2 separate regions of the Homo sapiens genome follow, and region 1 is linked to region 2. The links are chromatin loops, found by intact Hi-C in ENCODE. Cell type or tissue: MCF 10A. All regions are shown on one strand.

Region 1 (5,000 bases), 250 kb after region 2:
CTTTATAGATGTCAGCTGGTAAGATTTTTTTGGCTCAAGTCAGCCTCATTCTAAGACCAAGTCAGTCAGTCACATTCTGAGACCATTCACAGACCTTCTTGCCTTGTGTTGCCACTTGTATTGTCTTATATTGCCACTTACAAGAGGCATGGTAGGTTAAAGTTCATTTAATTGTTATCATAAATGAAATGTAAGTGATTGTAAAAAAAAAATTACATAATTTATTTCCAAAGTCAAATCTAGCAATTTGGAGAGGTTTCTCTTCTTTTTCTATTCTGTATAACACAAATGTCTTAGGCTATCACAGCTAATCAGGATAGCCTGTGCTTGCAAATTTTAAAGGAATCCTCAAATGATTACTAGCATATTAAGCACTTACTAAATGCAGGCATGGAGCTAAGTGTTTTGCATATGTTATTTAATTCTAATTTTAGCCTTATGAAATCAGCATCACCATTCCCATTTTATAGATGAAGAAGCAAGTGTCCGTAAGGTTGAGTAACTTTCCCTAAAATGCATACCCAGGAGGTAGCAGAGTCAGGATTCAAACCAAGTATAGCTGACTCTAGGTCCAGAGTCTTTTCAGCATGATGTGTTCCTACCCCCTACCCCACTGTCTGCCAAACCACCACCACCACTATCTCTCCACATCTTTTCCTCCATTGTCAATCTTTAATAGCTGTGTTGTTATGTATTGAAAGCATGAATGTTCACTATCTTACTAAAATGCTCCCACAATCATGCCTCTTTTTGTAGTACCATCCTTCCAGATACAAGTAGGAAAAGTCGCCAGAAGACAAGAGCTGTAGGGAAAACCACCAACCCTATCTTCAACCACACTATGGTGTATGATGGGTTCAGGCCTGAAGATCTGATGGAAGCCTGTGTAGAGCTTACTGTCTGGGACCATTACAAATTAACCAACCAATTTTTGGGAGGTCTTCGTATTGGCTTTGGAACAGGTACTGTTTGCTACATTTTTAATTCTCCATGAGCCAAATTTTTCTAGAGATACTAGAGGTTTGTTTGTTGCTTTGCTTCTTCCCAGTGAAAACCGAGATATCCTGAAAACAGATATCTCTTAAGTATAGTGAAATAAATGAGTAAAGAAATGTCAGGTTGTATGCCAAGGGCTCCAGATATGAGGATTAACAGGGTGAAGTGTCTCTGCATATAGAGTTTAAGTTATTGTGGCAGTGGCAGGGACAGAAAAGCCTTCATCACTAGTCTGCCCTGCAAAAACATTTATGGTCCTTCAAGGCTAAATATATGCTTTGAGTAATAACAATAACATTTTTGGAGCACCAGTCACTGTATTAAATGCTTCATTTACATTATTTCATTGAATCCTCACAAGTCTATGAGGTAGTTACTAATGTTACCCCAAAGGAACTGATAGTCCAAGAAAGTAAGTAACATAGCTACAAAGTGGCAGAGCCAAGATTCAAAATTGAGTCTGTTAGACACTAAAGCCTTAGTCACACTAACCTAGAGATTATCTAGTGTCATCTCCAACCCAGTGCAGGAGTCCTCCCAACTCCCTTATTCCCTGATGAATTTTCATCTGGCCTTTACATTAACTTGAAGAAAAATCATTGCTCTAGGAATTATGGTAATGATTACAAACATGAAGTCACTCAGACAATTGAACAGTTCTTCCTTATGTTGAGTCTCACATCTGCCCTCCCAGTGAAGAAAGCTCCTCCTAGCTTCCACTGGTGGTTATAATTAGGGAATAACTTTCCCTCTTTCCCCTACCCCCAATGAGCTGTTTCTTTCTAAATGCAAAGCTTCCTTTTTTCAGGTAAAAGTTATGGGACTGAAGTGGACTGGATGGACTCTACTTCAGAGGAAGTTGCTCTCTGGGAGAAGATGGTAAACTCCCCCAATACTTGGATTGAAGCAACACTGCCTCTCAGAATGCTTTTGATTGCCAAGATTTCCAAATGAGCCCAAATTCCACTGGCTCCTCCACTGAAAACTACTAAACCGGTGGAATCTGATCTTGAAAATCTGAGTAGGTGGACAAATATCCTCACTTTCTATCTATTGCACCTAAGGAATACTACACAGCATGTAAAAGTCAATCTGCATGTGCTTCTTTGATTACAAGGCCCAAGGGATTTAAATATAACAAAATGTGTAATTTGTGACTCTAATATTAAATAAGATATTTGAACAAGCTAGGAAAATTGAATTTCTGCTGCTGCTTCAAAGAAAAAGCTGCCCCAGAGCATTAAACATGGGGTATTGTTAAGAAGCAAAATGTTCTTGTTTGCCATCATGTGTTTCACACCACAATTCTGTGCCACAGTTAAGAGGGTCTGGTACCCTTGCAGGACCTTTGTAGGTTGTGGGAAAAAGTCGCAGAAAGATACTCAAAGTGGAGCAGGGAATGGAGACAGACATCAGTGATGATAAAAAAAAAAATGGACCTTAAGAAACTATTTACTCTGTAATCTCTAATAAAATATGGAATTCCATATTAGGGCAATGAGACTGAAACTACTGGTGTTTTTCTGCCTTGAGAAAACAAACAGTTAAAACAAGCCTCAAATGTATTTTAGTGCCACCCACTGGCCATAGGTACAATTCAGTTGTTGGCTTGTTTTGACTTAATTCTAAAATAGGTCTCAAGCCTGTATTTTTATGAGTTTATTTTTTTAAAACCCTGCATATATATGATTGTTTTTCTTATAACTTTACTATATGAAAGCAGCATAAGAGTAGTCACAAACATGTTTTGCAACAAAGTTTTAATTAGAATGTAAGTTGCTCAGTTATACTGTTCTTCTTATGTATGTAAAATTTTCGTATTTTGTAAAAACCCTTAGAATAAATTATCATTTGATTTAAATTGTATTAGAAAATTAGCGTGACTTCTCATTTTAAATAAAATATTTTAGGAATTCTAAACATCTAAATTTCCTAACAAGGCTAATGAACTTCTTCTGGGCTAATGTTTCTGCAGTCTTCACTGCAATTCTGGGCATCATCTCCCCTAAGTGGGCAACTTTGGCTATGTTATTAAGAGTAGGATTTTTATTTTTATTTATTTTGTTTTAAAGGACATAGCAGATCTCAAGGATTTTTATTTTTTTTTAAGTAGTTAAAATGCTTTGGGGATGATTTTAGTATATGAAGCACATTACTCTCCCTTAGGACCCAACCAGCTTAATTTTCTGAAAACAAGCACTGATTTAATGTAGGTTCAAGAAAGCCTGAGTGACAGGCGAACATGGGATCTTACAACAAGCATCTCATAAATGTCATTGAAAACAACTAGAATGCTTGCCTGTTCTTCCTGAACAGATACTAGAACGTTCTACCCACTTGTCAATAAGAGTGACTAATCTAGGTCAATGCCCTTTCCATTGTCTCCTCAGGTCTTTTTTTTTTTTTTTTTGAGATGGAGTGTCGCTTGGTCACCTAGGCCGGAGTGCGCTGGCGTGATCTCGGCTCACTGCAACCTCTGCTTCCCGGGTTCAAGCAGTTCTCCTGCCTCAGCCTCCTGAGTAGCTGGGATTACAGGTGCCCACCACCATGCCCGGCCAATTTTTGTATTTTTAGTAGAGATGGGGTTTTACCACGTTGGCCAGGCTGGTCTCGAGAATTCCTGACCTTGCGATCTGCCTGCCTCGGCCTCCCAACCCAGGTTTTTTATTAGAGTGCTTAGTCTAGCTCTATTTATCATTCCCGCTCTGACCTTAAGGAAGGGCAAAATGAGCTAATTAGAGTCACGCTTCTAGAGCACAGCGGTAGAAGCACAAACCCTGTTCTGGCTTGTGCCAGATCATAGTACAAGCTACTTCCTCAGGCTTTCTTTCAGTTACCTGTAAAACCAGCATCCAGCCAGCTCTGGAGCAATAATGAGATTGGCTCCATTATCTCCCCATCTAGGACCAGGACTGCCTGTCTCATCCTATCCCCCGATCCCTCATCTTCAAAACACCAAAGTGGGAAATAGAACCCCCCACCTTCTTTGCATCTATCCACAGCACTTCTGACTGCCTCAAGAAGTCCAAGGAGAGGTTTCACATGAAAAAAAAATATAAATCATAAATTTAATCTTCCCTGGTTCAAAAGGAAGGCTAAGTGTGAGCTTCATGCTTTATAAAATGTAAGCACGGCTGGGTGTGGTGGCTCATGCTTGTAATTCCAACACTTTGGGAGGCTGAGGCAAGAGCATTGATTGAGGCCAGAAGTTCAAGACCAGCCTGGGAAGCATAGCAAGATCCCATCTCTAGAAAAACTAAAAAAATTAGCTGGGCATGGTGGTGTGTGCCTGTAATCCTAGCTACTTGGGAGGCTGAGGTGGGAGAATTGCTTGAGCCTAGGAGTTTGAGGCTGCAGTGAGTTTTGATTGTGCCACTGCACTCCAGCCTGGGAGACAGAAGGAGATCCTGTCTCTTTAAAAAAATGTAGGCAACTTGAATTCTTTAGTGAACTCAGGTTGACATGCTTTTGAGTCAGTGTAACTTTTAGGCAAAGACCCTCCTAAAACTTCAAAGTACATTTTTCTAAGCTAGAGGCATTCCTTGAACTGCATATTTTAGGGCTTTTTTTTTTCAGAAGCCCAACTGGTAATAAGCCAAAAAGGAGGATTTATTGGAAATATACTGGGTTAGCTCACAGAGTAAAGAAGTACTGCGGGAACCTAGGTTATTTTGGGGACTTGCAGGCTGGAACTAGAGACTCAGATGTGGTCTCTTTTCTTCAGGGAGTGAGAAATAGCACCTCAGCCAGGTTCAACATCACAACCTCTCAGCTAAAGCACTTCTCTTTCCTAGGTTCAGCTTGAGAGACCTATGGTGGAAACTGGCCAGGTCTGTGTCATATGCCCACCTATTGGACCATTCACTGTGGATGGTGTAATATGATTCACCTAGCCTGGGTAATGTGCCCACCCTGTGGCCAAAGGAAAATGGTTCATTATTAGAAGAATGGGATGTTATATAGACACTGGTGAAATCAAGAGCTAGGTATACATGCAATTTGTT
Region 2 (5,000 bases):
TGAAGCTGCCTATTCTGCCGCACCTTTGGTGTGGTGACATATATTATATTTGTGCAGGCTATGGCGGGTAACCACCCCATGGTGGCATTACCCAAAGCTGCTCTATACATCATGGTACCTGTGGTGGGGGCTAACCCCCACTAACCAGCCCCATCCATCATAGATGCTACAGGTCAGCCAGGGGGTGGGAATGCCATGGGTCTTATAGCACTCCCTAGCCAAAGCTTGCTGTGTCATGTTACAAACATTGGCCATGGGACCCCAAGTCTCTAACCATGTCTGGTTTTCTGCAGAAGCTGGATGTATGTGCCAGGGCAAGTCATCTGCAGCTGCTACGGGAAGGGTGGTGCAGATCCAACAGCTGGACACATTGGTCATCTCAGCATAGCCCATTCCACAATGCTGTTAGAGCATGTCAACTTATGGTCAGAATGACAAAGCAGGCACACACAGGTAAATCACTCTTCTGAGGCAAAATACAAGCCAACCTTTTATCTCTGGATAACAATGCAGCCGCCAAGGGCTTCTGCCCTGGGCAATGGTACCACAGCTTCTCAGCTCCCCATGGTTTCTTTGTGTCCTGTATTTGTGCCAAAGTCACTGGGGAGCTCACAATAGGCCATACAGACAATACAAGGAGGGGGGTTCCTTCCCTGAGCATTCCCCTACGAACGGTCAATCATGGAAGCCATATATTGAATACCCAAGGAGTGACATGTAAATCATACTGTAGGCCCTCCCCCCAGAGGGCTACCATAGCCAACCATTGGCAATGGGGGACTTGAAGGGTCCATGTTCAAAGCCAGGTTTTTTGTTCCCCTGCCTTTAGGGGCATTAGGGCAGGCAACCACAGGTTACTGTTGGTCCCCATACCTGGTCAGAGGAGGTCATCCTTCTTTCCATAGGTCTTGCCACATGGCCTGGCCCCAAATGGGCCAGTGACCAACTAGCCAATCGTGTAACTTCCAGGTAGTTAACCACAAGGTCAGGCCTCAGTAAACTGCCCAGCTACTGGGGCAGATTACCATAGGTGTCTCCTTCTTGGTGATCACCATCCATACTGCCCCGAGTTCAGCTCACTGACTTTGTCCACCTCCAGTATCAAACCATATGGTATCAATACTAGGCTGGACCGCAACAGCAGTCCAGGCAGCAGTAACACCCTGGCTGGACCCATCTTTATACCATGCTCCACTGGGAATGGAAGAGGTGCCTGCCCCTCTTTAAATGGTAATGGCTCAGGGTTTAAGGGTGCCTCAGGTTGACCCATGGCCTTATCTTGCATCAGGACTACAGGTCCCAAGACTTCTTGTAATTCTGCTGATAAGGGGCTTTTACTCAGGGTACTCTGCTGTTTTGACTAGGCTCCCCACTTTGCTAAGGTAGATGTCTGTGCCATCCCAGTCCGGAGGGTCATTACCCGTGAAGGTACCCACCCCACTATTGGGTAAGTCATCTACAGGCATGACTACTGTTGTTTGTCCCATCACACTCTCACAAGCCTGAAGGGTGGCATATGCAGCTATTAACTCCTTCCCTATCAATGAATACCAGAGCTCAGCTTCCTTCCAAAGTTGGGACCAAAAGCCTGCCAGTATTCTAAAGCCCTCTGTGTGCTGCCATAGGCCTTGCCAAAAGCATCTGTGGTCACACGCACATCAAGTTCAAATGGGCGCCCCGATCAATTACTTGTAGGGCCTGTGCTTGCTGTATGGCCCACTTGGCTGCCAGAAAAGCCATCTCAGCCTCATTGTCCCAATCCCAAGTAGTTCCCATTTTTGTCAACTGACACAACGGTTTTACCATCTGAGCCAAATGGGGTACAAATGCCCACCAATATCCCAAGAGGCCTACAAAAGTCTGTAGTTGCCTCATTGTTGTGGGCCGGGTATATGCCTGAATTTTATCAGTGATGGCCTCTGGTATAGCCTTTGTTTTACCCAAGCAGATAACTACCAATAATTTGGCAGACAGTTCAGGCCCTTGGACCTAGGATTTGTTGACTGCCCAACCTCATGCTGCCAAATGTTGTTGTAAAAGGGGTGCCACCACTTCTGAACCTGCAAGAGAATCAGAGGTTAACATAATATCATCAATATAATGGAATAGGTGGATTCCCTTTGGACACTTCCAGGCGGCTAAATCCGTGGCAAGGAGACCATGATGTATGATGGGGCTACACATATAGCCCTGCGGCAGCACTGTGAAAGTCCACTGTTGCCCTTCCCATGTGAAGGCAAACTTCCTGGCTCTCTGGAGCAATGTCAACTGAGAAGAATGCATTGGCCAAGTCCACCACATAGTGGTACTCTCCCAACTTCATTGTCAAGGGGTCCATCAAATCCATGATAGAGGGTACAGCTGCATGTAAAAGGGGTATTACTTTATTTAGTTCTCAATAATCCACTGTCATCTGCCAAGTTCCATCAGGCTTCTTGACTGGCCATACTGGAAAATTGTAGGGTCTGTAGGTGTTACACATTATCTGCACCTTTTCTAACTTCTTAATAGTCTCAGTTATCTCTGTATGCTCACCTGGCAAGTGGTATTGACACGTGGAAGTAATCCATAAGGGTTGTGGCAGGACATGGAGCTAGTGATGTGTATGTCTGTGGAGTACCAGCTTAACCCCACATACTTGGAGTCTGAATTCCCCATCCGTGGTTTGTAAAGCCAAGCCATGTAAAGTATCCACCCCCAAAATGTATTCAGGTATGGGAGAAACATAGTTTATAAGTGGGGAGCCAAGCAGCCAATGCCAAGGTGCAAAGATGCAGGTTTCACTTTCACTGACTGACCTCTATAGCCATCTATATATGCAGCCTTGCCTGGAAATTTATCCAGGTTCCCACAGACGAGAGTACAATCTGTGCCAGTGTCTACCAGCACCAGCACCCGCTGTATGTTGGTGGGGGACCAGTGGATTGTCAATTCCACTTGTGGCCTCCAGTTGTCCAGTGTTCCCCCAAGCCGAGCACCTCGGCCAGTTCCCTTATCAAACACAAAAATTTCTATACCTCCATCCATCTGCAAGTAGTGCTTGAGATGGAGTGGCCGGGGGTACTGAGCTGAGCAGCATCATCCTGCCACCTCTTGGGCATTTTCTGGAATTGCTGCTCCAGGGACAGTTGCCTCTACAAAGTTAACGGCACTTCATTGGGTTGCCTATCAATTTTCTCTTGGTCAACCCTATCCAAAATCAAATCAATCTATATCTGGTGGCATGTGGGTCATCCACTGGGGCCCCTTTTTGTCCCATGAGGTGGCACCCTGCAGAAGGGGTACTGTTCCCCTTTTTATGGTGTAGATTCCTAGGTCCCACTAATGGCCCTTTGCTTCCCCAAGGGCCGCCATGGCAGTAGTCACTTCAAGTATGTGGCACCCCACATATGGAGTGAGGAGAGCGGCCAGGGAGCCGAAGGCACTTGGCGGGGCAGAGCCCAATACAAGGTCCCTCATGTGGGAGGTAAAGCGTTCATCATCTGGCCCTCAGGTATTCAGATCGAACATAGCCTGCCATATACCCATCTCCCAAATTACTTGCACCAAATCTGTATACAACTGCCATTTACTCACAGTTTCTGGTATTTCTCTGGTGTCATTCCATACCATTTGTATGGCCACCATCAGCCATTCAATTAGGGTGTGCCTATGTCCTGAATGGTATTGTCTAGGTTTCCTTCTAGGGTTTTTATGATTCTACATCTTACATTTAAATCTTTAATCCATCTTGAGTAAATTTTTGTATAAGGTGTAAGGAAGGGGTCCAGTTTCAGTTTCCCGAATATGGATAGCCAGTTTTTCCAACACCATTTATTAAATAGGGAATCCTTTCCCCATTTCCTGTTTTTGTCAGCTTTGTCAAAGAGCAAATGGTTGTAGATGTGTGATGTTATTTCTGAAGACTCTGTTCGTTCCATTGGTCTATATATCTGTTTTGGTACTAGTACCATGCTGTTTTGGTTACTGTGGCCTTGTAGTATAGTTTGAAGTCAGGTAGTATGATGCCTCCAGCTTTGTTCTTTTTGCTTAGGATTGTCTTGGCTATACGGGCTCTTTTTTGGTTCCATATGAAATTTAAAGTAGTTTTTTAAAATTCTGTGAAGAAAGTCAATGGTAGCTTCATGGGTATAGCACTGAATCTATAAATTACTTTGGGCAGTATGGCCATTTTCACAATATTGATTCTTCCTATCCATGAGCATGGAATGTTTTTCCATTTTTTTTGTGTGTCCTCTCTTAATTCCTTGAGCAGTGGTTTGTAGTTCTCCTTGAAAATGTCCTTCACATCCCTTGTAAGTTGTATTCCTAGGTATTTTATTCTTTGTAGCAATTGTGAATGGGAGTTCCGTAATGATTTGGCTCTCTGTCTATTATTGGTGTATAGGAAGGCTTGTGATTTTTGCACATTGATTTTGTATCCTGAGACTTTGCTGAAGTGGCTTAGCAGCTAAGGAGATTTTGGGCTGAGAGGATGGGGTTTTCTAAATATACAATCATGTCATCTGCAAACAGAGACAATTTGACTTCCTCTCTTCCTATTTGAATACCCTTTATTTCTTTCTCTTGCCTAATTGCCCTTGCAGAACTTCAATACTATGTTGAATAGGAGTGGTGAGAGAGGGTATCCTTGTCTTGGAAGCACAGCCATTTTCCTTATATAGTCACTTGATATTTTCTTCTGACTCAAATTCACACTGTGAAGGAAAAACTGCCACAACTAACAAATTAGGTGGGATTCTTAACATGTTATGACTGGCTTGCTTTAAAATCATGATCCGAACTCTCCAAGTGTGAGAGAAAAAATCAATTTCTGTTGACCTGCTGAAATCAGTGAGTTGCCACATAGGCTGTTTTTGTTGGTTACTAGAAGCTGTTTGATTTGTCCCAGTGGAAAGTAAGTTTTTTTTTTTTCCTGAGAAAAATAGAGATAAATCTTACCTATAACAAGTTTACCATTCTTTAAAAAATGGCAACTTCACTCCATTTTGAAGTGTAAG

Evidence for each region. Hi-C counts contacts between places; a loop is a spot of excess contacts. Peaks named below come from ENCODE experiments on the same cell type or tissue, not always from the same donor. Only the 100,000 strongest peaks of a DNase experiment are listed, where the experiment ranks them.
Region 1: it touches region 2 in a loop (3-fold over the local background); 7 of 110 quality-filtered maps call a loop at or near these places.

The regions. Positions count from the first base shown.
Region 1 is chr11:85,692,145-85,697,144 of GRCh38, reverse strand. SYTL2 (synaptotagmin like 2) reads left to right here. Exons shown (of 20, transcript NM_206927.4): 19 at 757-962; 20 at 1,805-2,916. The coding sequence ends at 1,950. Among named protein-coding and RNA genes, the nearest start is that of CCDC89, 8.4 kb to the right of the region's middle. In MCF 10A, a CTCF peak has its summit at 2,560 (motif pointing left); no DNase peak of the experiment used is centred here.
Region 2 is chr11:85,939,639-85,944,638 of GRCh38, reverse strand. No RefSeq gene overlaps it. Among named protein-coding and RNA genes, the nearest start is that of CCDC83, 87 kb to the right of the region's middle. In MCF 10A, a CTCF peak has its summit at 3,091 (motif pointing left); a DNase peak (open chromatin) is centred at 3,078.